3 separate regions of the Homo sapiens genome follow, and all the other regions are linked to region 1. Evidence: chromatin loops called from intact Hi-C (ENCODE). Cell type or tissue: PC-3. All regions are shown on one strand. Each heading gives the region's core, and the rest is flanking DNA. Links, peaks and the distances in the headings are about the cores only. Region 1 overlaps SPOCK1 (SPARC (osteonectin), cwcv and kazal like domains proteoglycan 1). Region 2 overlaps SPOCK1 (SPARC (osteonectin), cwcv and kazal like domains proteoglycan 1). Region 3 overlaps SPOCK1 (SPARC (osteonectin), cwcv and kazal like domains proteoglycan 1).

What was found. Peaks named below come from ENCODE experiments on the same cell type or tissue, not always from the same donor. Only the 100,000 strongest peaks of a DNase experiment are listed, where the experiment ranks them.
Region 2: a loop joins it to region 1, with 5 times the contacts of the local background. A loop is called at or near these places in 4 of 110 quality-filtered maps.
Region 3: a loop joins it to region 1, with 8 times the contacts of the local background. A loop is called at or near these places in 3 of 110 quality-filtered maps.

Annotation. Positions count from the first base shown.
Region 1 is chr5:137,069,120-137,079,876 of GRCh38, forward strand. All of the region lies in intron 5 of SPOCK1 (SPARC (osteonectin), cwcv and kazal like domains proteoglycan 1), which reads right to left. Among named protein-coding and RNA genes, the nearest start is that of CTB-1I21.1, 340 kb to the left of the region's middle. In PC-3, for the core only: CTCF peaks have their summits at 6,258 (motif pointing right) and 6,462; DNase peaks (open chromatin) are centred at 6,232 and 9,372; H3K27ac peaks cover 1,515 bases.
Region 2 is chr5:137,287,482-137,298,238 of GRCh38, forward strand. All of the region lies in intron 2 of SPOCK1 (SPARC (osteonectin), cwcv and kazal like domains proteoglycan 1), which reads right to left. Among named protein-coding and RNA genes, the nearest start is that of SPOCK1, 210 kb to the right of the region's middle. In PC-3, for the core only: no CTCF peak of the experiment used is centred there; DNase peaks (open chromatin) are centred at 5,200, 6,090 and 9,100; H3K4me3 peaks cover 469 bases; H3K27ac peaks cover 4,251 bases.
Region 3 is chr5:137,188,532-137,199,288 of GRCh38, forward strand. The region is part of intron 3 of SPOCK1 (SPARC (osteonectin), cwcv and kazal like domains proteoglycan 1); the gene reads right to left. Among named protein-coding and RNA genes, the nearest start is that of SPOCK1, 310 kb to the right of the region's middle. In PC-3, for the core only: no CTCF peak of the experiment used is centred there; DNase peaks (open chromatin) are centred at 2,160, 4,070 and 7,160; H3K4me3 peaks cover 561 bases; H3K27ac peaks cover 3,772 bases.

The DNA.
Region 1 (10,757 bases), core at 1,795-9,794:
GAGTGCAGATAAATACTGGCTCATTGTAAGAGGACAAGCTATTCAGTCCCTATACCGATTAGAAACGGAGGGAAAGAATACTTTAAACCTGGTTCTAATGTACTGAAGTCACTCCTGTGTCACTCCAATGATCACCCATACAGTCACCGGCTGCCCATTCAGGGAGAGGGCAACAGAGCAAACCTACAGAATGCTGGCTCCCTCTTGATACAAAACTTCCTCTTGTGCATATTTGTTCAGTGCCTAGTACGTGCCCAGCATGGCAGCAGGCATTGTGGGGGCTACACAAAAATAAGCCATTGCCCACGTCTCACACATCAACTGAGCTGATGAAGCAAAAAAGAGTGTGTCCTTGTAAAGCCATGTGGATGTGACTATGAGGTGAGGCAGGACACATGTCTCCATAGGGATGGGGCACGAAAGAGGACCTCAGGTATGGGATGTGCTACAGAGAGCACGTGGACTGAAGGTGAGCCGAGTGGAACGCCGGGAAGGCAGCAGGCAGGTCACTAGCATGAGGAGCTTCCTTTCATTCAGCACAGCGTGTGTGCACGTGCCCAGAGCCGGACACAGCTGCCATGACCGGGCTGCCTCCTCCGCCTCTTCTGGGCTAGTTCTCTGGAACAATCCTCTGTTTCAGACTAGTGGTTCTCTGGCTTATTAAAAGAATCCTTAAAGCTAATTTAGGGGAACAAATATATTTTTATGTGTCCATTTGTTTCATAAAGTCAAAATTATTACCTTTGTTTATCATAAAGCCTTATCATGCTATTGCTGTTACTGCCCGATTGTATCTGTGATAGACTGTGAGACTCCCCCTCTCCAACCCATTCTCTTCTCTCTCTGAGAGAGGAATCCACACTTCTGCTCCAGGCCCCATGTCTTGCAGCAGCACCTCCCTGTAGGAGGGTCAACTTTCCCACCAGGTCTAGCCACATGCTCACTCCAACCAGTGGTGGTTAGTAGGAGGGATGCAAGCCAGGTTTGAGCAGACATGTCAAGAATCACTGGTTTCATCACCTCTGTTGCTCTTCTCTACCATGAAAATGATGTGCCAGATAAGGGCTGTTCCCTTCTGCCCAGGACCCAGAAGGCAGAGAACATGGAACAGAGCTGAAGTGTTCTGAACAGAGCCACAGCTAACGCACAATGTGAACACGGAAATAGGGTTTATCATAATAAGCCAATGATGTTTGGGGATTATTTGTTATTACAGCATAACTTAGCAAAAGCTGACCAACAGAATGACTTCCTTCCTGCTAGACCATGAAGGCCTTAACAGCAAGAAAAGGTTTTAGTTAGTGTTTTATCCCTGGCATGATATGACATACACAGAGCCCTGGCATAGAGTAGGTGTTCAATAAACAGCTGCTGAATGACAAAGGCAGAAAGAAGGGAGCCACAATTCACTTTGCTGCTCTGGACCTCTGTTCCAGTCCCTGGGTGCTTACCAATCTGCCTGCACAAGGAAGGAAGTGCTGGAGCTCAGTACTCACCACATTCATCCTAAACCATCCTTTACCCATGTCTACTCCCTGAGACGCCTCTTTGAGCTCCACATTGAGTACTCTGCCCCTCAGCCTGCCTGCTCACCCCAGCCTATCATTGGAGTATGAGCCTCTCTGGGTGGCCTTGCCATGACTGTGGGCCCTGTGGACTGTAATTCCTGGAATCCACTTTCTCGGCTGGCCTGCAGCATCCCCTCTCCTGTCCAGCCCTGGTGGCCATCTCTGCAGGCAGCTCAGTCTCCTCCCTAGCTACAGAAAGACACCACCAGAGAAAACAGTACTTATCTCTTATCTGTATCAGTGAAAATCCAAGTTCAAGGGCACAGATCTGTTTTTTTACCTTTCAGGACAATATGTGGCATTTCATATATGTAGCTCAAAAGGCCAATTTCTTTTTTTTTTTTTTTTTTAAAGAGACAGGGTCTCACTCTGTCACCCTGGCTAGAGTGCAGTGGCATAATCATAGCTCACTGCAGTCTTGAACTCCTGAGCTCAAGCAATTCTCCTGCCTCAGCCTCATGAGTAGCTGGGACTACAGACATGTTTTGTAGAGATAGGGTCTCACTACATTGCCCAGGCTGGTCTCAAACTCCTGGGCTCAAGCCATCCTCCCACCCCAGCCTCCCGAAATGCTAGAATTACAGGCAAGAGCCATCATATCCAGCCATAATTCCATTTTTTATAAAGCTTAAAACAGGCTATTTAGAGATACAGATACATGTGGTAAAAGCTCCTTTAAAAACTGGCAGGGGAGGGGACCATGACAAATACCAGGAAGATAGGGGTCACCTCCCCAGGGAAGGCAGCAGGACTGGTCAGACAGGAGCCCAAGGGAAGCGTCACAAACATTGATGATGTTTTATTTTATAAAGTAAGCATTAGATTCTGAGGCTTTTGTTCTGTTACTAAGCTTGACAACTTCTATAAATAATATATACATTTTTATGTATCAAAGACTTTATGATAAAATATAAAACAATGTTTATAGGCTCCTATGGAGGTGACAACGAAGCTAGAACCACACCTCCCAGAAAACTCCATGAGCAAGTGCGGGTAGAGCCCTCCAGGAAGGGTTGAGAGTGTGAAGCTCTGCTCCTGAGCCCACGGCCTCCCACAGATGTTCTCTTCCCACAACACTTCTCTAATTCTCACCCTTGAAGTTACCCTCCCAATCACTTTCCCTCATCCTCCCTCCTCCCTTCTCCCAGGTTCTTTCTAGGGAAGAACAGATACAGAAGCCAAAACCTGATCACCATTCCAGCTTTACACTAAGGACTCTATGTAAAGACTATAAATCTCTGTTGTTGAAGCACCCAGTTAGTGGCGCTTTGTTACAGTAGCACTAACAAATTAATATTCTTTCCATCCAGATTTTTTAAAAAGAGAGAGACTCTAAGGAATGAAGACACTTTGTCTTAGGTTTATAAAGCACAGATCTTTGTGCCAAGATGGCTCAGCTCTGCTGGAAAGAAACAAAACAAAAACTATGAAACAGCAGCCTCAGGATATGAGCAGTTGGACCTAAAGAACTTGGCCAAGTTGTATCAGTTGTGACGCATGCCCAGAAAAGAGGAAATATTAAAAATTCAAACCTTTATATTGATTTTATGATGAAGCAGTCAAATAAATAATTAACTCTAACTCTCTAAAGGAGGAGAGTTGAGAAACTAGGAAATAAGTTAAGGACTTTTAAACATTATACTAGAACCCATACTCATACACAACATATTATTATAAATACAAACCCCTGGGGATTCTAGACCCTCGACCTGCTAAAACAGAGATGCCTGCCTGCCCTTATCACTGCAGACAGAAAAAGAAGCAAGAGCCAATGACGACATGAACAGGCAGATACACTCAAAATGTTGACCTACTTAAAAATAAATGTGCTAGCAGATTTCCCAACCAATCTTTCCTTCCATTTTGCATAACACTCTAATACATTGGTTGGAATGAGTGAATATTTTCCGTAAATGGTCAGTAAATCTTTCTCTTTTATGATTTGTAAAGCACAGCTAACAACCTCTTTCTGGTTCATTGCTCACACAGGTCTCAACCGAGTACATTTCTCTACCACACCACACTCTGCTTTGCCTCTCATGCTTTGGGTATTATTTTTAACATTTTATTCAAATTGCTTTCTCCACTGTATTTCATCAACCTATCATCCATTTTTTAAGCCAGACTGTTGACAGTTCACAGTTGACAATTTTGTTCACAGTTGATGAATTCTGATTTGTTTTTATTCACCCAAAATCATGTCACAGTAGGTGGAGGGGAGCAATCCTGAGGCTTTGCCGGCTTTAATAATTGGGCAGGAAGTGAGCGGCTGCTGACTGCACCAGTCAGATGCCAACATGCTGTTCCTGGCTGACGGGAGAATAACCACCCATTTCTGCACAGAGCTTGAGTGGCTCAGTGTTCATCTGGAAGAAGCTATGCACAGAAACAAGGGAAGGTCTTTGGTCTCATTTAGAACCTTATTGAACATCCATAAATACATGTGTTCCTTTCTGCATTTAACACATATTCACTGAGCATCTACTATGGGCCAGACCCTGGTCTAGGTGTAGAACCAATGGGACAAAGGCCTGTTTCCATGAAGTTCACATGGCAGGCATTGATGGGAGTCAGGGAATTAAGCAAGAGAGAGAAAGAGACAGAGAATAAAGGAGAGGGAATGATGTATGGTGTGATCAGTAAATCTTCTGGAAAGATGACATCTGAGCAGAGAACAGAATAAAGTGAGTCATGCAGCTCTCTGGGGAAGGAGGGTCAAGGAAAAAGGAAGCACAAAGGCCCAGGGTAGAAGATTTTGACTACACTTGAGAAACAGTGAGGAAGCTAGAGAGGGATGAGGAGAGCGGGAAGGACCATCTTAGTGGAACCGATGGTTGGCCTGTGTGTGACCCACGGCACAGTCTTTTATTCTCCCTCTCTCCCTCTGTGTGGTACACACACATTTCTATGAGTTAAGGCTTCCAAATAAGTCAGAGCCTTAAACTTCTTGAAGACCAAGCTGTTAAAAATGTAAAAGAGGAAAATGCTTTTTTTTTTTACAAGAGAATAGCAGCTACAAAATTTAAAAGAAAGGCTAGAGTTAGAAAGTCACCATTTTGAAACTCCTCATGTAATTAATTGAGTCAGAAAAGGACCATTTAATATTTGCTAAAAATTTTGGGTGAAAGTTATTAGAGAATGAAACATTCACACAGTCTTAAAATGTCTCCTTATAGTGTTATTATTACACAAAGAAGAAAATGCACACTTTCAATAAAACAAACGGCAGTCACCCCTTAACAAAGGGACCAAGGGTCCAAGCTAATACCACTGGCGGCGGGACAGGCTGGCATGTGCCTCCTAATATGCAACAAAAGAAAATACACAGTAGCACCTGTGAGGCACTGTATTAAAAAGGTTGAACCCGACTCTATGCATTAGGAAACAGACAAATCCAAAATTGAGGACATTTTATAACAGTCTGAACTCTAAAAGCAAACCAAACAAACCTGGGGCAGGTGGATTATCATACTAGAGTAATCATTTCTAATTAAAATAAATTAAAAATCGGAAACAAATGAAATGAGTGAAAGTTAACAGAACCTTGACTAATAATTATTATACAAAACACATTATTATACAAACATTTGGGGAAGAATTTCTGTGATGTTAATGTGAACTATATGCTAGGTGATATTATGGAATGTTCTTACAGGCATAATACCTACTAAGGTTAAGGTGGTTATATAAGAGAACACCCCTTTTCTTAGGGGTGAGGTGTCACAATGCTGCAAATTACTTCTAACTAGTTCAGGGGAAAGTACGTATGTATATACAGAAAGCAAGAGTACACAAATGTGCCAAAATACTAACGACTGCCAAATCTTTTTGTTTTGTTTGTGTTTTGAGACTGAGTTTCGCTCTTATTGCCCAGGCTGGAGTGCAGTGACATGATTTCAGCTCACTGCAACCTCCGCCTCCCAGGTTCAAGCAATTCTCCTGCCTCAGCCTCCCTAGTAGCTGGGATTACAGGCACCTGCCACCATGCCCTGCTAATTTTTGTATTTTGTTGTTGTTGTTGTTGTTGTTGTTGTTGAGATGGAGTCTCGCTCTGTCACCCAGGCTGGAGTGCAGTGGCGCAAACTCGGCTCACTGCAAGCTCCACCTCCCAGGTTCAGGCCATTCTCCTTTCTCAGCCTCCCGAGTAGCTGGGACTACAGGCACCCGCCACCACGCCCGACTAATTTTTGTATTTTTAGTAGAGACGGGGTTTCACCGTGTTAGCCAGGATGGTCTCGATCTCCTGACCTCGTGATCAGCCCACCTCGGCCTCCCAAAGTGCTGGGATTACAGGCGTGAGTCACCGCGCCCGACCTAATTTTTGTATTTTTAGTACAGACCGGGTTTCACCATGTTGGCCAGGCTGTTTTCGAACTCCTGACCTCAATAGATCTGCCCGCCTCATCCTCCCAAAGTGCTGGGATTACAGGTGTGAGCCACTGCAACAACTGTCAAATCTTAATGACGGGTATACAGCATTCATTGCATTATTCTTTAAATGCTCTGTACATTGAATAATTATTAAACTAATAGCCAGGGGAAGAAAATTTAACTTGCTTTGCCCAGTGGTGCTAGGAGAACTCTTCCCAGAAACCACTCCTCTTTTCCCTCCCTAAGCTCCTCCCTCCCCAGTGGCTTGCCACTCTCAGGTGTTGCAGTTACTGTCCCTCCTGCAGCTCCCGCTAGAGGGCGGCTCTCGGGGCAGGGACTGGATCCTATTTCCTGCTGTATCCAGGCTGGCTTACACCTGGTAAAGAGCTGACCTTCAGTAAGGATTTGTTAAAGGGCCAAGTGATCCAGGTTTTCCAGAAGCACAAAATTCTCTTGATTGATATCAGCAATTAGCTTTGCTCATTTTCTTACCTTGTTTATCTTGTCAGTGATTTAGCACACCCTTTTCTAGTGAGTGAGGAGGTAAGTTTCAGTCCAGTTCATGTACAGATTGTCACAGGCTTGGTTTTAGAGGCAAGGCTGAATAGTTTCTCTAAACTGTGTGACGAAACCAGTGGAGAGTCTTGCTGTCCTCCAGGCAATGCAACCAAGAGTGGCCGGCACCGTGGAGAGGAGTGCAGCCCTGACCTGCACGTGCAGGCCCACCCCCAGCAGGCTCCTGGCCCCTGCTTTAAGCTCCCAAACTGCACACAAGGGGAACTGCCTTGGCTCACCTCCACTGTTCTCACTTCTGGACATTTTCCCTGTTATCTCCTCTGCCTGGGATTTTGTTAGGACTGGACACTATTTTGACATTTTAAATTTCTGTGGGATTTTTTACTTAACTGGGATTTCGGAGAATAGTGCAGATGAGGAAGGACTTGAAGTTCCTGGGCCTGTCATCCTCTCTAGGAGATGGCTGGCCCCATGGAGGGAGGACAACCTGCTGTACATCAGAGAGGTGGGACCATGCACAGCCTCACCATGCAAGGCCTGGATGCAGCAGAGAGCCCAGACCCGAAGGGCTCTCAGTGAAGGCCCACAGTTGGGCCAGCTGCAGCCCTCCCCTCTTCCGAACGGGGCTCCAGTGCCTTTCCTCCAGGAAAGCTTTTCTGAGGCTCCTGCCTCTGTGCCCCAGGACAATTCTCTCATTGCACTCACCACTGGACAGTGCTTATCTGTTTACATATCTACTTCTTGAAGGAAATAGTATCTTTGACTAGAGCCTAGCATATCACAAGTACAGGTGCTCCTGAACTTACTATGGGGTTACATTTCAATAAACCCATCTTAAGGTAAAAATAATCAGAGATTGAAAGTGCATTTAATATGTCTAACCAACAAACATCATAGCTTAGCCTAGCCTACCTTCAGTGTACTCAGAACACTCACATTAGTCTACAGTGGGGCAAAATTATCTAAGATAAAGCCTATTTAATAATAAAAAGTAGGATATCTCATGTAATTTATTGAATACTGGACTGAAAGTAAAAAAAAAAAAAAAAAAAAAGAATGGTTGACGGGTAGCCAAAGTACAGTTTCTAGTAAATTCATATCTCCTTTGCACCATCTTAAAGTCATACCATTTTCAGTTGAACCATTGTAAGTCAGGGACCATCTGTGTCTTATACATTTTTTGTTTATTTATGGGATATATCTTATGTAACCCTATGTGAGAGCAGGTGTTAATACATTCATTCTATAGATTAAGAGCAGGTGTTAATACATTCATTCTATAGATGAAGAAACTGAAACTAGAGAAAGCAAATAACTGCCTCGGGGACACAAGGTGAGTAAGTAGCAGATTTAAAATTTTTTTTTTTGAGACAGAGTCTCGCTCTGTTGCCCAGGCTGGAGTGCAGTGGCATGATCTCAGCTCACTGCAAGCTCCGCCTCCTGGGTTCATGCCATTCTCCTGCCTCACCCTCCTAAGTAGCTGGGACTACAGGCGCCCACCACCACGCCTGGCTAATTTTTTTGTATTTTTAGTAGAGACGGGGTTTCACCGTGTTAGCCAGGATGGTCTCGATCTCCTGACCTCGTGATCCACCCGCCTCGTCCTCCCAAAGTGCTGGGATTACAGGCGTGAGCCACCGCGCCCGGCCCCCGCAGATTTAATTTTTAATTCAACCCCTTCACTTCTCCCTAGTCCAGTGCTATGTGTAATGACTCACAGACTTCTACAACAGTGAGGGGTTTGGCAAAGCCTTTACAGGAATCCTAGGAGGACAGAGAGGAGACAGAAATTATGCCAGAGCTCGGGAAAGGGAGAGAGAACAGGAGGTGCCCTGCTGGCGGCTGTGTGGTGCTGACCGGCAGGGAAGAAATGGAGTCAGCCAAATACAACCCTTGCTTGTCAACTGTGACTTGTCACTAGTGATAGTGATGTTAGTCAAAGCCACTTTAACATGTTGCAATTAGCTAAGCCAACTTACAGAAGTGAAGCTGATCAGCTCACAGACCTGAATCAGGTGATGTGGCCACCTTCTGTGTTCCAGAAGCTGACAGCAGCCAGACTTAGCCTCTCCTGGAGGCATAAAGGCCTGCAGCTATTCCTAGCTAACAGATTAACTGTGAAGTGTGATCATCAGAGCTCTCCCAAGCAGTCCAGAGCGGCCCAGCCAGGGCCTCAGAAGACAGTTCTGTTCATAGGATCTGGTCTCCGAACTTGACTCCCACCTGATGCAAGCTCCTAGAGAGAGCTGTCCATGCTCATACACCCTAGGGCCACATATAAGCTGTACCTTGAAAGTGGACAGGAAGAGGTTGCTGAAATAAATTCATCATCTTCCCAGAAACTCTAGGAAGTTGGAGACTATCACTTTCATTTTACAGATGAGAAGGAAAAGGGTAAGAAAGGAAAGAACACAAATAAGAATGAAAGAAGGAGAGAGCAAGAAAAGAAAGCTGTAGAGGAGGCATGGCAGAGGAGAGGAGGGAAGAAAAGAGAGAAGAAATACAAGGAGGAGAACAGAGGAGATGCTTCAAGTATAGAAAAAAGCACAAAACATCCCAGAGAGACTTGGGAGATGCAAGAGGCAATGTGGGAGCAGAGACCTCGTTCACATGTCTCTCGCCCAGCCTGGATATGTGGGCTCAGGCAGCGCTAGGAGAAAGGAAGAGGATGTTCTGAGGTGCTGGCACCTGCTTAAAATTAAAATGTCTCTGCAGCTATAAATGCCCTCGAGATGCCTGTCTCTCCAGCTGTCCTGGTTTCCTTGCAGGGGACCCAGCCCACACTAAGCCTCCTCTCCATGCTGCCTGTTCCCCACTGGCTCGGGCAGTTTACTCCACAGACAGAATTCACCGGAGGTGGAGGGCAAGTTGAGGTGGCACCTGATTCTATCATGACTCACACCTCTCCAGCTGTGATGGTGGGTAGGGAGAAACTCTCTGCCCAGGATCTGTCTGCATCTCTCATTACAAACCTAGTAGGGAATCTGACACCCAGGGCGCCACTGCTTACTGGGGTTAAAGGCAGGTCAATTTACATAACCTGTCCAAGTCTTCATTTCCTCCTCACTAAAGATAATCCCTACTTCCTGCAGCCATCCTGGAAGTAGAAAGGATAACTAATGATCTCTAGATCTCTAGTGCCTGGCAGCATTCCTGGCACATGGTAGACAATTAATCTTTGCTCCTTCCTCCATACCCCAAAGCCCACATTCATTCTCTTCTTCCTCCAATAGCTTCTCCATGCCGGACTGATCTCTGTAAAATGCAAATGTGTTTGTGACACCCTACCCCAGCTTACAACCATTCCTTGTATCCTGCTATCCTCAGACAAAAAGTAAAGACTTTTAGCCCAGCAGAAAAGGTCCCCAGAGATCTGTACCCCACATATCTCTCCACTCACATCTCTTATGTCTCTCCAAACACATGCTTACTGTGACCCAGCTTGCAGACCACGCTTACTCCCCCTCGGTCTCCTCGGCCATGTCCCTTGAGGCTTCCTCTTGGATGCTTTGCTTTGTCTACAGCTCCCCCAGGAGCCTGCAGTAGGCATCCCTAGGTACTTCTAGCACCTGCCCACCTCTAACACTCTGTCTCTTGCCCTGTACTTCAATGACAGCTTTCTTGCCTGTCTCTCTTATGAGTTCCATGAGGACTAGGTTTTAATTCACTTGGTTAGCCCCAGTGCCTGGAAAAGAATCTAAAAAAGAGTATGTACTAAATAAATGTTGGACAGCTATATAGATGCATGGGCAGGAGGATGGAGGGACAGCCCCACCCATCTAACCACCTGCTGAACAATCGACACAGCTCTGTTGTCATCTCCAATGCACTTGGCCAAATGAAGTCATCTCTATCCATCTCCAGGCTTTGATACTCCTTAGGTCCATGAATGGTATCTGGACTGTCACAGTCCAACAGATGGAAAGCTTTGACTGTCTCTCCTACCATCCCATCTGATTCCCCCCCCCCCCGACTTAGTGAAATGTCGTACCAAAGATCCCAAACTAACATTTTGCTCTCAAGCCCTGATCAAAACTCAAGTCCTCCCTTTTGATGCTGGTCACCATCTGGTACTGATGCTGCTTCTTCAACAACACTGCTCTGACTCTTCAACAACATGCAACAATTCCTTAATAGCTGTCTTCTTCCTCCTCCCCGTCCCTGCTTCACTCTGATGTTGCCTCATCTGAATACCTCTTTCTTTTCCCATCCCAAACCTTCCCCACCCAGGCGTGTCCTCCTCTGGACATGACCCTGACCACTCCTACTCCTGCAGACCCCCCTTAGCTCCAGTGACATTTC
Region 2 (10,757 bases), core at 1,141-9,140, 220 kb after region 1:
ATATACTCAGAATCGTCTCCCTGAGATTGCAGAGGGCAAAAATTTAGTGAAATTGATAGGCACTGGTTAACAAATGGAAGAAACTACACTTTCCATTTTTAATCTCCAACTTTAAGGACAAGATTTTTCTCAGATGCCTCTAACAGTTTCTGCAATTGTCTCTAGATAGACACTAGTGAAGAGAGAAAGCAAATTGCTCCCTGCAATTACTAAGCTCTGAACTCCTAAACAGCCAATTTTTATGCTGTCATTGTAGTTGTGTCTATGGACAGCTGGTTCAGGCTAGGGCAATCATTCCCAGAGCCCTTCACTACTGCTAAATGCAATGTGGAAAATTACCCAGAAAACAGCTGTTTGTGCTTTAGGCGGTACCTACATGGGGAGAGAAGCAATGGGCGGGTAGAAGTCACAAGCCATAAAATTGAGAAAATACTATTTTCAAGTTAAATGCAAAGGGAAGTCCCATTACAAGAGGTAATCAATAATCAAGAAGAAGGACAATAAGAAAAGACCCTCTGGTTAAAGAGAGAAGGGAAGCAGCAAGAGTCCCCTCCAAATGACAAATAAGTGAGCTGTAACAGTTCCAGAGAGACTTAACTTCACCACTGTTATGGTCCCAAGAGCATTGATGGTGCTCACTCAGCAACAGGGAGCCAGGCACAGTCCTCAGCTTCTGTGTGATTTTCTCCTTCAATGCACACAACTCCACAATGTAGAGGCAGCTTCTATCTCAATTTTGGTAAAGTTCCGTGGCTCAATGCACACTGCTACTGACTTTTGAAAGAACAAGTAATGGCAGCATACCTATTCTCCTTTCCAACCATAAGCCAAGAATCTAAGAGACTTAGAACCCTTGGACATACCCAATCCTAACTCTGTCCCAGGTCTTGACAATAAGCTGCCCACAACATAGAAAGACCAGCACAGTGTCCTGAATCCTACACAATGCTTCCCCTTCTAAAGGCTCTATCTTCCCAGGCACAGCCAATTCTCACTCTCTACTTTGAATCCCTCTTACTTGTGAACAATTGGCCAGTGGGGTATAAAGCAAGGGTCTTTAATCAGTGAATACAGAGAGGGTCCAGAAGCAGCCAGAGAATCAAATCGCTAGCCTCTCCTAGGTTCCTGAGACCTGGCAGTCATTTGCTGCCAAGCCTGGACACCAGGCTACATTTAGATGGAAAATCTGGACTCACAAAGATTTTTACATACAGAATTCTAAGCAAGGTTATTGAAGTCCCTCACGGTTTATCCAGAACCTCCAGGCTCTCCTAACTGTACCAGGGGAACAGGACACAATGCCATCTGGAATGATGTTTTAGTAAACAACTTTAAAAGCCACTAAGGTGACTGTTGACTTCATTGATTTATTTCTGTGATGGAGAACTGGGGAAGGAAAAGCTACCCAATTTTTCCTCAGTACTGAACTATTCATAGCAGAAAGCTCGAAATGTGGTTTGATTAGCTTAATGCAAACTGCAAAAAGCAAGGATACATCCTCACCAGCAGAGCAGTGCAGTAGAGTACTGAGCTATGGGGTCCAACAGAACCCAGCTTGAGTCTTGGCTTCAACAAGATTATTGACTACGTAACCTTAGAAATGAACTGAACCTCACTTATCCAATCTATGAAATGAGGTTATTAATGAAGCAAGCTTCATAGAGTTTACCAAGTCAAAATGAGTTAATCCATGTAATGTGCTTAGCTAAAGGACTGATGAATGCTCATTATAAGTAATACTCTTGTTTAATAAATGATTATAAATTATATGTATTTTAACCCTTACCTCCTTTTTTTCTTTCCAAGGCCTGCTCATCATATAACTATTTTAAGGGAAAATGGTTAAAGGAAATACTTGATTGGCTTGTTGCTTTTCTTTAAAACACGGCACATTCTGGTTCCATGGTCTAAAATATGATCCAAAGAGTCAGTGACTCTTTGGATTTTACCCAGTGGAAATGAGTCCTTTAAAAAGAGGTCTAACATGTAAGCCAGAGGCAAAGGTGGGAGAAAGTGGTACTTTTTTATCATAAAGAAGCAGCAATTCAGGGGAGAAAGACAACAAGTTTCCCAGCTAGAGATGTGTTGGTTGAAGCTAGAACAAAGCCATTAGAGCTGTATATCCTGCTCAACAAGAGGAGGAAAACCACATTTTCCCAGATCTTGCTTTAAAATGCATACGGGAATGAGCATGCAAAGAATAAAATTCATAAAGCATCTCCCACCTCAAAAAAACACCAAAAAGAGAGTGAAAAGCCAAGCCACATAGTGAGAGAGAAGATACTTGCATCACTTAAAACCAACAAATGGCTTGCATATAGAACTTATACCAATCAATAAGAAAAAGACAGATAATCCAATTAAAAATAAGACACAGAAAGTATGAATAGGCACTTTACAAAATAGGATACCCATAGGCCAAAATATACCAGAATGCCTAAAAACTAAAAGATAATGGCCATACCGAGCATAAGAAAAGATGTGGAGCAACTGGAACTCCTGCACACTGCTGGCAGGAGGGCAGCATTAAAGTGCTACAGCTGCTTCAGAAAACTGTTTGGCAATAGGAACTGAAGATAAGCACATGAACCTCACAGCCCAGCAACTCCAACCCTAGGATTTTACCCAATGGAAATGAGTACAGGAATACAAAAAGATCTCAACAGAAATGTTCATAAGCAGAAATACTCAAAATTACCCTCATTTGAAAAAACTCAAATATCCACCAGGAATATTAATCAAATGGACATTGTGTTATGTTCACACAACTGAATTTTACACATAAAAAAAAATTGCTATGCATTACCAGAGATGATATTACCTACATAACAGTGACTGACAAAAGGCCAGACATAGAAGAATATAAACTGTGTGAGTCCATCTATCCATCTATATAAAGTTCAAAAAAGGGCAAAACTAACATATGATGAAAAGTTAGAACAGCAGTATCCTTTGGAAACAAGGGAGGTGAAAGGAGTCAGGAGGAGAATACAATTAGGGGAGCATGAGCGAGGCTTTTGGAGTAACAGTAATATTCTGTTTCTTGATCTCAGGGATGGTTACATGGGTGTGCTCACTTTGTGGTAAGTCCATTCTATTCATGTACTTTGCACACATGCGTATCACATTTTAATAAAGGTTTGAGAAATAAGTGAAACAGAAACAGGCTATTCTGATGTCTTGATATGATTGACATGGGCCACTGCTTAGTTGTAAATAAAGAAATACTCTGAGCCAGAAAAAGGTATTTCCAGGGAAACCTTCATATGGCAGAACGGACAGGTTTCCTAATACCAGGTGAACTGCTGAAGGCGTACATCCCACAGTTAGGGAGAAGCGGGGCCCTTGTCTAGTCTCAACCCTGACAGGTCTGGAAAGCCAGAAAGGCACAAGGGAAGCCTAGTACTGGCACAAGTAGTAATTAACATATTGATCGCTTACTAAGTGCTGGTATCTTTCCAAGTGCATAAAACATCTCAATTGATGTAATCCTCATTACTCTCTCTTTTATTTTTCAAGTGAAGTAACTAAGCACAGAGGAATTTGGGGGTTGGCCTGAGGACACACAGCTGGTAAAAGCCAGAGCCTAGATTCACCTGGTAGTCTTGATCCAGAACCCACATGCTTAACAGCACAATTGACCACCTCCCTGAACTACCTGGTGATCTATAGAATAGGAAATCCATCCATCTGCCTCAGCAGAAGCATGCATGCCAGCCCAGAAAAGAGCAGACAGACACTGGAGGAGCAGAGCCACCAGGGATGGGCACCAACCACATGACAGGCAACAGGCTAAGCAAGCTCTCTGTCCCAAATTTGATTTAATTCTCACAACAGTCCTCTAATCTAGCTATGATTACTGGCCCTATTTGAAAGATGAAAAACGTGAGGCTCAAAAGAGTTAACTTTACACAGCCAGGGAGGGGCACAGGCAGGTTGCAAGTGTGTAATTCCTTCACCTGAAAGGTCAGTAAGATCTCCCAGGTCCTACAAACCAGAATCAGAACAGGCCCTGACATCATGGTGTTTCCATGGCAACTCCAGGAGGCCACCACAACTGAGGTCAGGTATGGGCAAAGGAGTTCACACCTATAAGACTGCTTTATATGTCCAGGCTAGAACCAAATGCAGCAAATAACGGAGCTCCCTTGAGCAAGGAGAGGGGTAAGCTGAGCTATGAGAACTCCATGCAAATGAAAGCTGATGGGAGGCTTGGACATGCCCTGCCTGGAGTGGTGGAGAGGACCTCTGTTTTATCTGTCCCACAGGCTTCCCCCTTCTTCCAAGCAAACCATTTACGTAAGGTCCAGGCATGGCTGACCACACCCCCAGCCAGGCTGGCCACTGTGAGCTCACACTCCTTGCCACAGCAATGCATCAAGGAATGGATGCATGACCTTCACAGCTTGGTAAAAACCCTTCCTGTTTGCATGTGGATGCCAGAGAGAAAGGGTTCTCTCTCCACATGGCCCTATTAGGAAGAGGCTGGCTTGGAACTGCCAGAGAAGATCTTCCCAGTCATGTGATAAAAGCATCTCTGAGAATAAATCCAATGTGCCAAAGGAGCTGCAGCCAAGAGAGAGGAGAAAGCGAGTGCAAGCCTGGATGCAGCCATGCCTGAAGTCCAACAAAGAACTTTCAAATTACAGGGAACAATAACTCGGCTTTGTATGTAAGCCAGCCTGAACTAAATTTCATTCATGTGTAACCATGAGAATCCTAACACAGTAGAGGTCTCTGGATGAGGGATGAGGAAGGAATATTTTCCAAAGCAAGAAACTGCAGACTAAAGGGGGTGAAGCTGAACAGTCTTAATTACCCCTGAGGAGAGTTTCGAATGGGAACTACCCTAAGCTAAACCCCTAAAAGTGTTGCTCAGCATCCAGAAAAGGAAGGAGCTTGGTTTCATAGGAAAACCCTATGCTGTCCATTCACTGGTGTAGTTAAAAAAAAAAAAAAAAAAAAAAAAAAAAAAAAAAAAAAAAAAAAAGTTGGAGGAGCCAGACCAAAATGCTGGGGCAGCTACCATGGGTGTGGATGTGATCTGAAAAGATGGAGTCACCCATCACCTTCCAGAGAAAACAATTGTTAGAACGAAGCCCTTCCCAGGACAGAACTAGTGCATAGCCAGCTAGTCTTCTGCACATGAATCTCTACAGCGTAATGCACTGACGCATCTTTAAGATTTTCCTTTGATTTTCATTCCATACAGGATTCAGCCACTGAGAAAGAACAAAATGGTATTTTACTACCTGTAGATACACATCCTAACTTTTAAATTCGTATATTCAGATAGGAAGGGAGTTGGCAATAAGAGGTAATTAAACCCATAAATCCACTGATTTATCACTGGACAAACACGAAACTGGCACCATGACAGTAAACTCTTTGCAGGCCACATTTCCCTCAGAGTCGCTGCTGCAAACACGGCGGAAAATCCTGATTTGGAGTAAGAAATAATTTCATTTTAATCTTGTTTATCTTCTTGTAATCTTGTTTATTACTAGGGTCACTAGTAATCCCCTGTGACCAGTACCCATCTGGCACATTCTTTTAAGAAAACTGTGGCCACTGCTGTTTCATTCAATTCTGCAGTTGGTTTGTTGAATTTTTTTTTTTTTTTTTTTTTTTTTTTTTTTTGATGCACATTGTAGGCCATTGGGTATTGGGCTTATTTCTTTAAATAAATCTAATAAACGAACACACAGCACCATTTATTTCAGGAATATTTTGAAAGCACAAATAAGACTTTGGCAGCTTTTATTAGAGCACATGAAATGCTGTCTCCAGGGGAGTTCACAGAGCCCAACAAATTAGTTTAATCTCAAGTGGACCATGATGAAGGAAAGTGATCCACCAAAGCAATATGCAATTAGTACTAATATTCTGCAATTCTGTAGCTTGCATCATCTGAGCATTTTAGGATGGACTACATGCTTTAATAAATTCTGACAATGCCCTCTAGAGCTTCAAATCTCAAACTTTAGCCTGCATCAGAATCACAGAGGAAGTGAAAAAAAAGAGGCAGATCCCTGGGACTTACCCACAGAAATTCTGATTCAGGAAACCTGTCATGGGGCTCTGAAATCCCACCTTGCCCCTCCCCAGTGTGAGTGTGCTCCTGGTATGAATCATGAATACTACCATAAAGAAAGGTAATACCACTTTCCCTATACACAGACAAGAGCTCGGAATAAGCAGAAGCTTGACACTTGCTGTAGGGCAGCGCCATCCAATAAAACTTTCAACGATGCACCGGGCGTGGTGGCTCACGCCTGTAATCCCAGCACTTTGGGAGGCCGAGGCGGGTGGATCATGAGGTCAGGAGATCGAGACCATCCTCGCTAACACGGTGAAACCCCGTCTCTACTAAAAATACAAAAAAATTAGCCGGGCGTGGTGGCATGCGCCTGTAGTCCCAGCTACTCGGGAGGCTGAGGCAGGAGAATGGCATGAACCCGGGAGGCGGAGCTTGCAGTGAGCCGAGATAGCACTGCACTCCAGCCTGGGTGACAGAGCGACACTCCATCTCAAAAAGTGGTGCTGGAAATGGTCCCTATTCTGCACTGCCCAAAACAGTAGCCACTGGGCTAATGACCTCTTGAAATATCACTAGTATGACTGAGGAATTGAGCATTTAATCTTATTTAATTTCAATGAATTTAAATTTAAATGGCCACATATGTCTTTTGGCTTCTTTATCGAACCATATGGTACTAGATGAAACAGCAGCATCTAAGAAAAAATAATTGAGAGTTAGCTGTACTAGATCATATTTATTTCCATCATGAGAAAAACTACAGCAATTTCCTATATTAATAGATACAGGCAAAATGGCTTGGATTGAGTACATACTGTGCATTATAAGTCTCTCAAAAACCCTGTATTAGTTACGTTTTATAGGTGAAGAGACTGAGATCCAAGAAGCTAAGTGATCTGCCCAAGGATGCAGGGCTGGCCAGGACACAGTCAAGAGTTGAACACAAGTCCTACAATTCCAACACCCATGCTGTCTCCATCACAACACACTGCCTCCATGTAGATGAGCTCAACTGAAAACACAAAGGCCAAGGCCGTGGAAGTTGTCACCTCCCTTATCTCAAACTGACATTTTCCATTATTTTCCACATATCAGCTGGCATTCCTACCCAGGGTTCTATACATAAATAAAGACAGCATCCCACAGAGAAGGGAAGATGTTCCAGGACCAGGATTTGACCCTATTGCTTCTCCTACTTTCCATCTCTCCCCTCTGGTTCACTCTGCTCCAGTCACTCTGATCTGCTGCTGCAGCAACGTTTCAGGCACATTCTTGCCTCAGGGCCTTTGCACTTGCTGTTTTCTTATCTGAAATATTTTTCCTTCAGATATCCACATAGCTTACTACCTCTTTCTTGAGATCTCTGCCCAGCTGCCCTTTACAAATGAATCCTTCCTTCACTAGCTATTAAAAGAAGACCAAACTCCTCTTTCCACCCCCATGATCTCCTACTTCTGGCACTGCCCTTCTCCCTTTATTTTTCTCTGTAGGATTCATCACTCATTTATTGCCTGTCTTCCTCTACTCCCTCTAGGACATCAGCTGCATGAGGGCAGGTATTTCATTCTGGTCACTGATGCATCCCAGCACTTGACCCACGGGAGATACTGCACAAATACCCTGAATAAATACCTAGATATACAACCAAAGTTCACCTGCATGGCTGCAATACAGCTGTTTTTTGTTCTTTATGCTTTTCTGTACTTCCCCAACATTCTACAATAAACTATGTCCCCTGCAGTCACAAATCGACATGCCTTTCACATAATGCTACTCAGTGGTCACTGTGTTGCTCTAAATGTCACTGCCTCCATGAAAGCTCACTTTATATCTACCCTACTTGCCACTGTTCCTCCTTAGAGCTCTACCACCAGCAGCACAGAGCTAATATTCCCTGGAAACAGAGATGAGCATGTCTATGTTTCATCAAAACTGTTGGATCGAAGAGCTCACCACAGGGCCAGCCAATGAACAATTCTCCACTTATTTCATTTAAGAAAAATACAACTTTATCACTTCTGACAATTTTACAATTGCAATGAAGGCTGAGAATTAAAGGACCCAGTATTTGCTAAAGTAGCCACGTGACTTTTTCCCCCAGTACAGGCCAACTACAGACACTGTTTATAATGCTGGCATCAGGGAGTTAAGGGTACACTCACTTCACTGACCAAGCAAGTTTAGTTAATACATTTTTACTGAAAAAAAAAAAATACATATTATTGGGTGTGGTTTCTGATTTATGTGAATCAAATATGAGTGGAGTTATATATTAAAATAATAAATACACATGGCATACTACTTCATTTTACAGTGTTTTTCCTCATTTATCACCTTCCTGAATCTTCTGAACAACTCAGTAGGGGGTGGTTTACTCTTATTCCTGTTAAGAAGTTGCTATGGGCTGAATGTTTGTGTCTCCCCCAGATTTTTTGTTGATACCTAACCCCCAATGTGAGGTGTCAGGAGGTAGAGTCTTCAGGAGGTGATTAGGTTGTGAGGGCACAGCCCTCATGAATGGGATTAGTGCCCTCATAAAAGAGACCCTGAAGAGACCCCGCATTCCTTCTGCCACATGAGGACACAGTGAGAAAACAGCATCTATGAGGAATGGGCCCTCTTCAGATGATGAATCTGCCAGTGCCTGGATCTTGGACTTCCCAGCTTCCAGACAGTGAGAAATAAGTATCTGTTGTTTACAAGCCACCCAACATATGGTATTGTTGTTACCGTGGCCTGAACAGACTAAGTCAGAAGCTGAGGAAACAAAAGCACAGAAAGGCAATATGCATGCCTTTCTCAAATATCACCAAGTCACGCAAGGGGAGCCCGCATTCAAACTCAGGACTCAGGTTGCATTAAAGGACGTCATTTCTAGTCACGAGTGATGAGCAAAGCAGCAAGGCTGGGCGTCCAAGTAATGGAGAGGCTGGGATGGGTGACTGCAAAGCATGGCATGGCCGACTGAACGCGAACTAAAGGAGCATCCAGGCTGTGAAATTGTGCTCCCGGCTCTGTCTGTGAACATTACTGTTGGACAAGTGCTGCCCAGTGAATCAGGGGATGAAAAGGCTTTCCCACTGACCTGGCACTAATGCAGGCCTCATAAGTAAATAGCACTCATCTGTGACAAGCACCGATAAATCACAGTTTAGGGCTTTCCTCTGGAAGGACTGGTGGAGATGTCCGGACTAGCATAATTCATCATCCCAGAGAGACAGGTTAAAAGGTACATTCAATGCTATGCAGAATCTTGACACAGGCTCACACAGGTGGGAGACTGGGGACTTGGGATTTGAAGAAGCCCATGTATGGAATAGCAGAGACCTAACAGCAGGCTTCCTGAGACCAGGCTACCCAAGCCCTCCTGCAAAACGGGGAGATAGGCACAGCTAATCCCAATGAACTGCAATGTACTTTGCTTAAAGAATTTTAGCTGGAGTGCACCTCAAGAAGGACAGACAAGAGTATCTATGTGTGTATATATGTACAAACACACAATACATACATACACATGCAATAGATACATATGTGTATATGTATATAAACATAATATGTATGTATATTTTCTTTTTGCCTTTTCTTGAAGTTAAGCTTCAATTAAAGAGGGATGTATATACACACACATACATGTATGTATGCATATCTTTATGTGTGTGAATACACACATACATGTATATTTTTATACAAATAAGTGTGTATGTGTCTACTTATCTCCCTTTAATTAAGACTGTCCTCAGAATGCGTCTCCTTTGGAATTACTGAGTAAACTATGATTCATTCACTCCACAGCATATCATGATACATTAGAAAAGATGCTTCCAAAGAATCTGAAATAATGAGAATATTTTATGAAATTATAACTGAAAAAATTGGGATTTTTGTTAAGCATGCACAACAAAAACACAGTGGAAGCAAATATAAAAAAAACTTAAGGGTAGCTACCTCTTAGTGATAAGAGACATTTCTTCCTTTATGCCTTTCTATAGCAGGCATGAATTGTTTTAACAACGATAAGTATCAGACTATGTTTTAAGGAGACTATGAGGTGTGTCTCTCTTTTGTGAGGGGAGGGGTCCCTTCTGGCCTAGTAGAGGGCCTGGCCTGCAGTGAGCATTCAAATCCTCGAGGAACAGGGTGGGGAGGTGGGACAAAGGCAGGAAGAAAGTAACGGAGAGCCTGGGGAGACATGGTAGGGCACAAACATGAGCAGACCAAGGATTGTCAGAAGTTATCTCACTAAGATCTAGGAGGTCAGTGAATGTCTTCAATCGAGGTGCACAGGGCAGACTTCTGGCACACTTAATTTTAACAGAAGGAGGAAAATGATAGGAGAAAGTACAAATCGGGTAGGAATGGACATATTTTCATCAGAAAAGAGCGTGGTACAATTTCAAAATCTCATCAAGACAGGAAATGTGACCATACAAACATGATTCAAAGGCGGTATTTTACTGTGGCCCAGAGAAGTCTGTCTCTGGAATCAGACAGACGTGGCCCCAACCTCAGCTCACCCACCCACTAGCTGTGAAACTGTGGGCAAGTCACTCAAACTTTCTGAGCCTCATTCTTCTCACCTCTAAAACAGGAATAGTTGTATGAAGATTACGTTTAAGGTACTTTTAACAGTGCTATGTGTGCAGTGAGGACCCAGTGAATGCCAGGTGCCTTTTCCTCTCACTGTGATGGGCTGACCATACCCCACCCTGAGGGCAGG
Region 3 (10,757 bases), core at 934-8,933, 120 kb after region 1:
ATATGAGATGGTGAACTTCATCAACAAATGTTTTATGTGTTCTGACTGGTCCGTTGACTGGCTCCTCCCCCATCTGTTTTCCTCTCCTCAGGCCTCCCTATTCTCTAAGATAAAACAATATTGAAATTCGGCCAATTAATAACACTACAATGGGCTGTAAGTGTTCAAGTGAAAGGAAAAGTCCAACATCTCTCACTTTAAATCAAAAGCTATAAATGATTAAACTTGGTGAAGAAAGCATGTCGAAAGCCGAGACAGGCTAAAAGCTAGGCATCTTGTGCCAAACATTTAGCCAAGTTGTGAATACAAAGGAAAAATGATTGAAGGAAATTAAAAGTGCTACTCCAGTGAACACACAAATTACAGAAAACCGAAACAGCCTTATTGCTGGTATAGAGAAAGTTTCAGTGCTCTAGATAGAAAATCAAACCAGTCAAAACCTTCCTTAAGCCAAAACCTAGTCCAGAGCAAGGCCCTAATTCTCTTCAATTCTTTGAAGGCTGAGAAAGATGAGGACATTTCAAAAGAAAAGTTTGAAGCTAGCAGATATTGGTTCATGAAGTTTAAAGAAAGAAGCCATCTCCATAACACAAAAGTGCAAGGTGAAGCAACAAGTGGTGATGGAGAAGCTGCAAGTTATCCAGAAGATCTAGCTAAGAGAATTGGTGAAGGTGGCTACACTCAACAGCAGATTTTCAATGCAGGCAAAACAACTTTCTATTGGAAGAAGAAGCCATGTTGGACTTTCATAGCTAGAAAGGAGAAGTCAATGCCTGGCTTCCAAGCTTCAAAGGACAGGCTGACCCTCTCATTAGGAGCCAATGCAGCTGGTAACTTTAAGTTGAAGCCAGTGCTCATTTACCATTCCAGAAATCATAGGGCCTTTAGGAATGACACTAAAGCTACTCTGCCTGTACTCTAAAAATGGAACAACGAAGCTCAGATGACAGCACATCTGTTTACAGCATGGTTTACTATGTATATTAAACTCACGGTTACGATACCTACCACTCAGAAAAAAAGATCCCTTTGAAATAATACTGCTCATTCACAATGCATCTGGTCATTCAAGAGCTCTGATGAAAATATATAGGAGATTAATGTTGTGTTCAGGTCTGCTAATACAACACCCTTTTTGTAGGCCACGGATCAAGAGGTAATTTGACTTTCAAGCCTTATTATTTAAGAAATATATTTCATAAGGCTATAGTTACCATAGATATTGATTCTCCTGATGGATCTGGGCAAAGTAAATTGAAAACCTTCCGAAAATGATTCATAAGTCTATATGCCATTAAATACATTAGTGATTTACGGGAGGAAGTAAAAATACCAACATTAACAGATATTTGGAAGAAGTTGACTCTAATGCTCATGGGCGACTTTGAGGGGTACAAGACTTCATAATAGGAAGTAACTACAGATGTGGAGGAAATAGCAAGAGAACTAGAAGTGCAGCCTGAAGATGTGGCTGAATTACTATAATTTCTTAATAAAACTTGAACAGATGAGGAGTTGCTTCCTATGGATGAGAAAAGAAAGTGGTTTATTGAGATGGAATCTACTGCTGGTGAAGAGGCTGTGAGCATTGTTGAAATGATCACGAAGAATTTAGAATATTCCATAAACTTAGTTGATTAAACAATAGCAGAGTTTGAGAGGATTGACTAATTTTGAAAGAAGTTCTACTGTGGGTAAAACGCCATGAAACAGCACAGCATGCTACAGAGAATTCTTTTGTGAAAGAGTCAATCAATGTAGCAAACTTCATTGTTGTATTATTTTTAAAATCTGCCACAGCCACCCCAACATTTAGCAACCACCAATCTGATCAGTCAGCAGCCATCAACACTGAAGCAAGACCCTCCACTAGCAAAAAGACAATGACTCTCTGAAGGTTCAGATGATGGTTAGCATTTTTTAGCAATAAAATATTTTTAAATTAAGGTATGTACATTGATTTTTAAGATATAATCCTACTGCTTGGAATAGTGTAAATATAACTTTTATATGCACTGGGAAGTAAAAAATGTGTGTGACTCACTTTATTGCAATATTCACTTTAGTGGAATGGTTTGGAACCAAACCCACAGTATCTCTAAGGTATGCCTGTACTCTGTGCTCCCTAAACTTTGGAATCTTTGTCATACTGTTCTCCCTCTCCTGAAATCCTTTTCCCACCCTGTCTACCAGCCTTCAGGTCCTTCAGGTCACATGTCACATTTCAGGAAAGCTTGACAAACCACTTGCCTCCCCAGAGCTCCTTTTCATCTGCAGCCTTCCTTCCCATTCCTCCAAGAGACTGAGGTCAAGATGGAGCAGGGCTGCTGTCTAATCCAGACACTGGCAATGAATACAGGTCTATGTATATTTTCTGAGCAAACCAAGGAGAACTCATTTTGAGGTCCACCTGTTTCAGAGCCTTAGGAAATAAGCCTGTCCCAGACAAGGAGAAGCAAGCCTTGAAAGACCTTCCTGTCAGTGTCTACCCTTTGTATCTGGGGATACAGAATGTTCCTGGCTGTCTTCTATTCTCTTCTCCATTAATTCTTCTGTCTTATTTTCCCAGCTAGAAGCTACAGAGGGCCAGAAACAACAGGATATGGGAGAAAGAAGATTCTAACTCTTCTTGGCTGGGATCTTGAGCAAGTTACTTAACCTCTCTGAGTGTTTCCTCTTCTGAAAAATGAGAAACATAAAACATCCCCTCACATGGGTTTTATGAAGAATAAATAAGTTAACACACAGCTTTCAAAGCCCAGAGTAAGTCCTTAGTTAATATGTATCTAACTAATCTTCTCCATTCTCTTTTTTCATAATCTTTGCTAAGCAAACCACAGGATCTCATACCACTGGTTTCCAGAGAAGGCCTGCTGTATGATGGAAATTCTGTATCAGTAGACTCTAAGACACAAACCGTACTCTAGGGTTTAGCTAAGAAGTCTAATGTACTTGGACTTTGAACATAAAAACTTTTGTTTGAAATAAAGTAGATTTCATCCAGTACCTCAAAACCTTCGCATGAATCATAAATTTCTTTTTCAAAACTGCAGTATGTGACCTGTAGTATCAATAGATCAATCATACTTTCCAAATTACAGACAATATCAGTGGCCCATCAGGTAAAACAGGCTTGGAGCTATTTTTTCATAATAGAAAATGGCACATTCTATGTGCCATGTACACCACTGATGACCTTCACTGCCTTTGGCCAAGGTCACTGGAGACGTTAATGTGTGGGGAATAATTTGAAACAATACCTAAAGTCTACTAGTCTTAAAACTAAGGTGCTCAGCTCCAGAAAATTCCCAATGTCTGCATTCTACTTTCCAACAAACTCACCATCTGTCCTTGCGGAAAAGATACAGGAAACAAATAATGAAAAAGTAAGCAGTATGAAAAACAAGCGGCCAGGCGCAGTGGCCGGGTGCAGTGGCTCACACCTGTAATCCTAACACTTTGGGAGGCTGAGGTACGTGGATTGCCTAAGCTCAGGAGTTCAAGACCAGCCTAGTCAACACAGTGAAACCTCGTATCTACTAAAATACAAAAAAAAATTAGCTGGGCGTGGCGGCGTGCACCTGTAGTCCCAGCTACTCGGGAGGCTGAGGCAGGAGAATTGCTTGAACCCGGGAGGTGGAGGTTGAGCCGAGATCACACCACTGCACTCCAGCCTGGGTGACAGAGCAAGACTCTGTCTCAAAAAAAAAAAAAAAAAAAAAAAGAAAAGGAAAACAAGCTCAGAGAGTCTCCTTCCCAGGGCTGTGTGCTGCATGGAGAGACGGAGGGAGGAATGAGTTGTGCAGGAGAGCCTCACACACATGAAAGCCTGGCAAATACCCAGCTCCCAAGACCTGAAGTTCAACACGGCAGAGTCGTGTTATTTGTTAGTCACACACCAAATCCCAGCCACTGCTAGGTGGGAATAAGGAAAGGCATGGAGTTAGCTTACATTAGAAGGATTTTTCCCACTCCTGAGACTGCCTCCCTGGCATCTGCCTGTGTGGGCTGTGCAGTCCCTAGCATGGGCAGGGGCAAACAAGGCCACACTTCCTGCACAGCCTCCTAACCAGGGCACTGAAGGGTTGTAAACAAAGGAGAAACATGATGTGATTCATACTTTGCAAAGATGACACACTATCTATCAACAGAAAGATGGACAAATAAATCATTCTGTACACAATAGACTATGGCCCAGCAGCTAAAGTGAATGAGCTAGAACTGCATGAACCAACAACACGGAAAAACCTCAAGACTATGTCAAGGAAAAAAACAGTGTGATACCATTTGTACGGGGTTTAATATGTGCAAAATAATAGTATGTAATGTTTACTTACAGATCATAGTAAAAACATACACATGGGCATGAAAAATACCAAATTCAGAATTGTAATTACTTCTAGGGAGGCAAGGAGAGAACGAGATCTGGGAAAGATATACTAGGGTCCTCACTGACAAATCTCTGATGTTTTGTTTTTGTAAGTAAAAGCTCTGAAGCTGATAGGGCTGTATTAATGCTGGTAGGTAGATACAAAGTTGCATTTTTAAACAGAGAAGAAAGTATCACCCTGATGTTTGTGTGGCAAAGACTCTGGAGGGGAAGGGGAAAGACTGGAAGAAGTATACCAATTAGGAGACTGCTGCAACTAGGAGGTTTAAGAGGGTCATGTTAAACTAGGAGATCCTAAGAGGTAGAGGAAGGGGTAGACCAATTAGGAGGTTGCTGCAATTAGGAGGTCCAGGCAAGAGACAGTGAGAAGTGAAGAAACCTGGGATATGCCTGGGAGGTGACCCAAAGCCTTGGGGATTGACTGGGACGTTAAGGGGAGGTAGAAAGTGATGGAAGGGGAGAAGGAATTTTGATGTCCAGTTTTCTAGCTATAGTAACTGGGTGATGGAGGCCCTGGAGCAGGCAGAAAGCAGTGGAGAAGAAACATACAGACATTCCAGGGATAGATCAGAACCAACCACCCCCAGCACCATTCTCTAGCAAATTAAGTGAGATACAGAAATCTCCACAGACTCATAATGGGCAGTCACCATAGAATATCACGAGAATTATAAGTCATGCTTGGTGTCCGCCTCTGATGAAATAACCTAATTAAAGAAGGGATGGAAAGGGTAGAGCTGAAGCCCCAAGTAAAGCAGCCAGCCCTTGCTTCATTCTGCCCTCAAACCTTTGGGTACAACTAGCAGAGAAAAATGAGAGGTCTGAATGGTGTCCATGAATACTTGATAGCTCAATATAGCTTTGGGGGTGCAAATGGCTAAGAAACATGAACAGCGTCTGGCTGCCCCAGAGAAGTTACATTAGCGGTAATAACATGGAGGGCTATAGGTACAGGGTGCCGGTAATTTATTTCCCCTTTAAGGATATGTTAGGAAAGGCAGATTTAATAGTGTGGAAATTAGAATGGGTGAGAGATGACGTGGCAATCATGTAGGTAACCTATCAGGCTACCCTAGCCCCAAAATGGCTGGGGTCAGCTCTCCTCCCCTAGAGGCAGCTCTGAAGCCCTCTGAACAGCTTCTTCCCTTCGCCCTAAGAAAAAATATTGCACACCTCACTCTGTTGGGCAGAATGGCGAAGCATTTAATTGCTTATTTAATTCCTGGGCTGCTGGCAGAAGGCAGGGAGAGCCTGGGCCAGCCACTCCAAACAGTATCACCCACAGGTGGAAAAAGAGATGGCTACAATAGCAACTTTTCTTCCTTCATGCTTTGCAGATTCAATAGCTCATCATGAGGGGACAGAGTAGCATGGTGGTCTTGATCACTTTTGTTAATGAGGTATTGACTGTGCTGGGGCCAGGGCATTAGTCAAAGAAGTGAAAGAGCGTTTCAGGGAAAGGGAACAGCTCGTACAAGGGCGCAGGAGTGAGAGAACATGCAGCCTGTTAGCTGAACTGCAGCAATTCAGTTTCCTCAAAGCAGAGTGGCGGGTGGAAAGTGCCAAGAGCTGAGGGTGGGGGGCCAGGCAAGAGCACTGGTCTTTGCTTTCTCAGGACTCGGCCCTGTGCCACGCTATGCTGGGCAGATAGAAGGACGACATGGAAAGCCCTGCCCTCTAGGAGCTGACAGAGCACAGCCAAGTCTTCCTCCCCTCCTCCAACATCCTCCTCTTTCCCGGGCACCAGACTCCTGCTTCCCATACCAGGCCCCACCTGATTTCCTTCTAGGAGGGCAGTGATCACCCCGTGGCTCCACCCTCTACCCCAGAGCATTCAGTGAGCACTCTCCTCTCCAGGTCCACGAAGACTCAGTGAAAGCTCCCATCTGAGCCTCCCATAAGCACCAGCCCTGAGCCGGCAGCTACAAGCCCATTTCTGGTCAGAGCCTTCAGATAAAGGATGCCATCACCATGCACAGTACCACAAAGGACCCTGGTCCTGTCTGGTCAGGCTCCACAGGTTTAACCACAATGAAAACAACGTGCTGAGAGCAGCCACTCTCTCTCTTCAATGTGGTTCTGATTCCCTCCACATCCAACACGTGAGTGAGGGAGAAAGACCAACCAGGCCCCCAATCCCTAATTAAATTCACCACACGGCAAAGGGGTCATCCATCACTTCTTTTGTTTTCTTCTCACTCTAACAATGTAAAATGACCCTCTTAAACCAAACTAAATAAGCTCGTTTGGCCTGTCCTTTTAATGCCCCTTCATTGAAAGCATAGCCAACATATGTAGACAGGTTTCCAACTCCCTCTACTCGCTTCCACTTTGTTTCTCTTTCCAACTTTTAGGAGCCTCTGCCTATTTAGTGGTTTGGCTTCCAGGAAGGCCTCTCTCACAGATACTCACCTGCCACTTTGCCTTGATGGGCAGTGGGCAGTTCACCAGAATCTCATAGACATTTACGAAGATAATTTTAGGGCTGTGGTTTTGCTTAACATTAATTGTTTTTTGAAGATATCTTAACAAAGCATGCAGGCAGCCATAAAATGAGTTCTGAGTTCCAGCGCTGACATCATTACTGCCTCACTAAGCAGAGGAAGATGTGGGAGCTGGGGCAGTGGATGAAGGATGGGGCTTAGGCATGACGGCCACCCTATTTGGCCACAGGCTACAGTAGGCCAGCCTTGAGCTTGGACTGCTGCCAATGTGCATGGCATGATGTGAGGGTGGCCCACAGCTCCAGATTTGGAAACTTTATGTCAGTCATCACCCAGACTACCTACTCCAAGGCAGGTGACTCAGCCCAGGCAGGCTCCTGCAGCAGGAAATGCAAAGATAGGTATGAGTACATGACTGGTTGGCAGCACCAGGGAAACATCCCTCCAGGATGGCTGGAATAGGCTGGGCCAAGCCAGGGATGCAGATGCCAGCCCTCTGGGTAGTAGTAAATATGCAGAATTGTGTGCACCCCACAAGTCTCTTAGAGCTACTGTCACAAAGTATGGCCCCCAGAGTCACTAAGATACCTCATCCTGGGCATGTGGAAGACTGAAAGAGAAGAGAATAACTCTCTCAGGCCACCCAAGAGCACCAGTCAATCAAATTAGCATCTACCATGTGCCCAGGGCAATGCGAAATGCTGTGAAGGATCTCAAGAAATAGAAGACCCACTTTTGCTACCCATTACCTCATAGATCATTGCCTCAGGCCCTCTGACACCCCTCACCTATTCTGAGTCCATCTACGTGCCACCATCTCCAGCACCAGCTCCTTTCTAGTGCAACCTAAGACTAATGTACAGCAACAGTCTCCCAACTGCAGACTCCAAACCCCAGCTCTCCCTGCCCAAACCATTCCCCACATGGCAGCCAGAGAGCACTTTTCATAACATAAATCTGTCGCCTAGCCCTCTGCATCTGCCTGAAAACCTTTCGGTGGGTTCCCATTGCTGCTAGGATGAGGACAGTACTCCACAAGGTGCATGGCCCTGGGCCATCTGGCTTCAGCTGGTCCCTCTGTGGCATCTCACCAGGCTTTCCTTACTCTCTGCAAGTGGTCTTCTTTGACCCCCTCCCATCCACTGCCTTCCATCACAGAGTATTTAAACATGTGATGCCACTGGCTGCAATGCTATTCCTTCTCTGCTTTAACCTATTTAGCTCCTTCAAGTCTCAGCTCGAATGCCACTTCCTCAAGGAAGCATTCCCTGACTGCCTCCAACTATATCAGATCTTGCTTTTATAAACTTCTGGAGCACTGTGTGCCTCTACTTGACACATATCACTGTTTAAAATTTACATTTATTTATGTGATCATTTGGTTAATGTTTCCCACTGAACTATAAGCTCCTGGAGGGCAAGAATTGTGCTTGTCTTTATCATCATGTGACCAGTACTCTTCAGGGTGCCCCCTGCACAATATGAGCTTAGTAAATATTTGTTGAATCAGAAAATCCTGGCATCAAAGGGCTTGCAATAGCTGGTCTAGTTTCATGAGAGGATCCATATCTAGCTTCAATTAAATTGACATTCAGCAAAGAAAATAACCTAGTCACCCCGGAGCTGTTGAAGAAATCCAGGCAAAGAGGTTGACCAAAGTCCCCTATGTGCCAGGATACCCACCTGAGGACCATCACCTTAATCTTGACAACACGATCAGGATCTTACACTCTTTGGATGACTGTGGAGGCTCACTGATTCTGCGAAGACTCCAGAATTCATTTAGACATGAATCTCTGCATTCATACAACCAAAACCTGCTCTGGAACTCATATGTCCAGGAGCTTCAGGGCCCTCTCACATCAGAACAAATGACTGTCCTGAGTAAGCTGCTGGCACCTGCTTGTTTTGCACCATTAAAAAGATGTGGCTGAGGAAGATCGAGATACTCTGGGAGATGAGGGATGAGGGAGCAGAACTATGAATTCTGCTTTGAAAGGAAGCAGAACTATGAATTCCAGCTCTGCAGTGCACTGGCTATGTGACCGTGGACAAGTCACTGTGCCACTCTGGGCCAGTTTTCCCATGCACAACAAGGTCAGGTTAAGAATCACAATATCTACCTGCCAAGGCTGCATGAGGATTAAATAAGATAATGTGTGTGACATGCCTGCCACAGGAAATTCAAATTCTAGTTTCCATTAGAAGAGAAAAATCTTCATACTAAGAATAAAATTTGGTAACACATTGTATTCCTTTAAAAATTTTTTTAAGTTTCTTTTTTTCTGATTCATCACAGTAATACATTTTAATTGAGACGTAATGTGGAATAGGAGATAAGAAGCCATTAAATGGGTTCAAATCTAGTTCCACTTCCTAACAGCTGTTTGACCATGGGCAAGTTACTTACCTACCAGAGTTCAGTCTCTACATTTACTAAATGGCTATGATAGTATTTCCCAATTTATATCCTAGTTGTAGAAATTAAACAAGACAATCTATATAAAGTACCTGATACAGTGCCTGACACACTGTGAGGACTAAGTAAATATTACAATCATCCTCCTCACTGCTACTGGTAAAACTTCTTAAAGTCAGAATTGTACAAAAATAAGAAAGGCAAATAATTTGTAATACCACCCCCCTATAGACATAATAGAGTGTTTTTTTCGTTATATTGACATCAGTATTTTTCTGTTATGAAATTGGGGTCATGTGATATAAACTTTGTCATATTCTGACCTTTTCACTTTTTTATGTCATAATTGTTGTTTAAAAACAAATGTAAAAAAGTTTCACATATTCTATTCTATAAAAGTATCAAAATTAATCCATCATAACAGTTCACCAACAAATGTTTCATTAAATGTTGGTTTTATAAATAATGCTGCAATGAATGCATTTCTGCATATGTCCTTGTCCTAATTTCATTTCCTTAGAAGAGACTCTGAAAGGATAAATTACTGTTTAACAAAACATATGTATTTTTTAAAATTCTCAATATATGGCTAACTGCTTTCCAGAATTTATACCTCCATGCTTTCTAGCATAGTGCTTGCCATATTGACGGGCTGGATAAACAGCTATCAAAGGGAGAAAGGAAAGTAAGCACTATCTTTTCAAAAAATACTGGCTAATAACAGAAAGATTGTTTCTTGTTGCATTTTTCACTTCTTTGAATGCTAATGAAGTTAAACTTTTTCATGCTAATTGTTTATCTACAGTCTACGAAATTTTTTGCTCATCTCTGTCTATTTACTAGTAAGACTTTAATACTTTTATTAATTTGTAAATGCTTTTTATATAGTATGGCTAGCATCTCCTTGACTTATTTGTGGCAACGTTTTTCTTAATTTGATTGGCGTGTTGTTTGATTTTTGACAGGTTTTAATTTTAGTGTATCCAAACTTGTTTTAAGATTATTGTCTTTATGGTTAGATGAAAACTCAACCATGTCTTCTATTACGTGTTCTAAATTTTTATACATAACTCTTCTGAATAAATACTAAACGACTGAATAAATGTATTTTGGTGGGTAGCATGGAATGCTACGTTAAAGCATTTGCAAAATCTACCTTAAAGTATCTGCAAAATCTCCCAGCACCATCAAGAGAACAATCCTTTATGTGATGCTGCCATAACCGTTTGTCAAAGACCTACCAATGACTATCAGGATTTATTTATGACTTGTGGATTCTAGTTCACTGTTCTGTCCATTAACTTTTTCACTGTTTACTGAGCTTTTAAGGAGGAAAAATTCATCTTCCTCAGAGTCTGAGTCAGTGGATTCTGTCACATTGTGACCCAGGAGAACACAGGGTGCTGCCACCTTATTGCGATGACAGCCACCTGTCTTAGAACCAGCCCACACGTTGACACAATGAACCCTGTGTTCAGAAGAACATGGCATCAGTCTGACACAT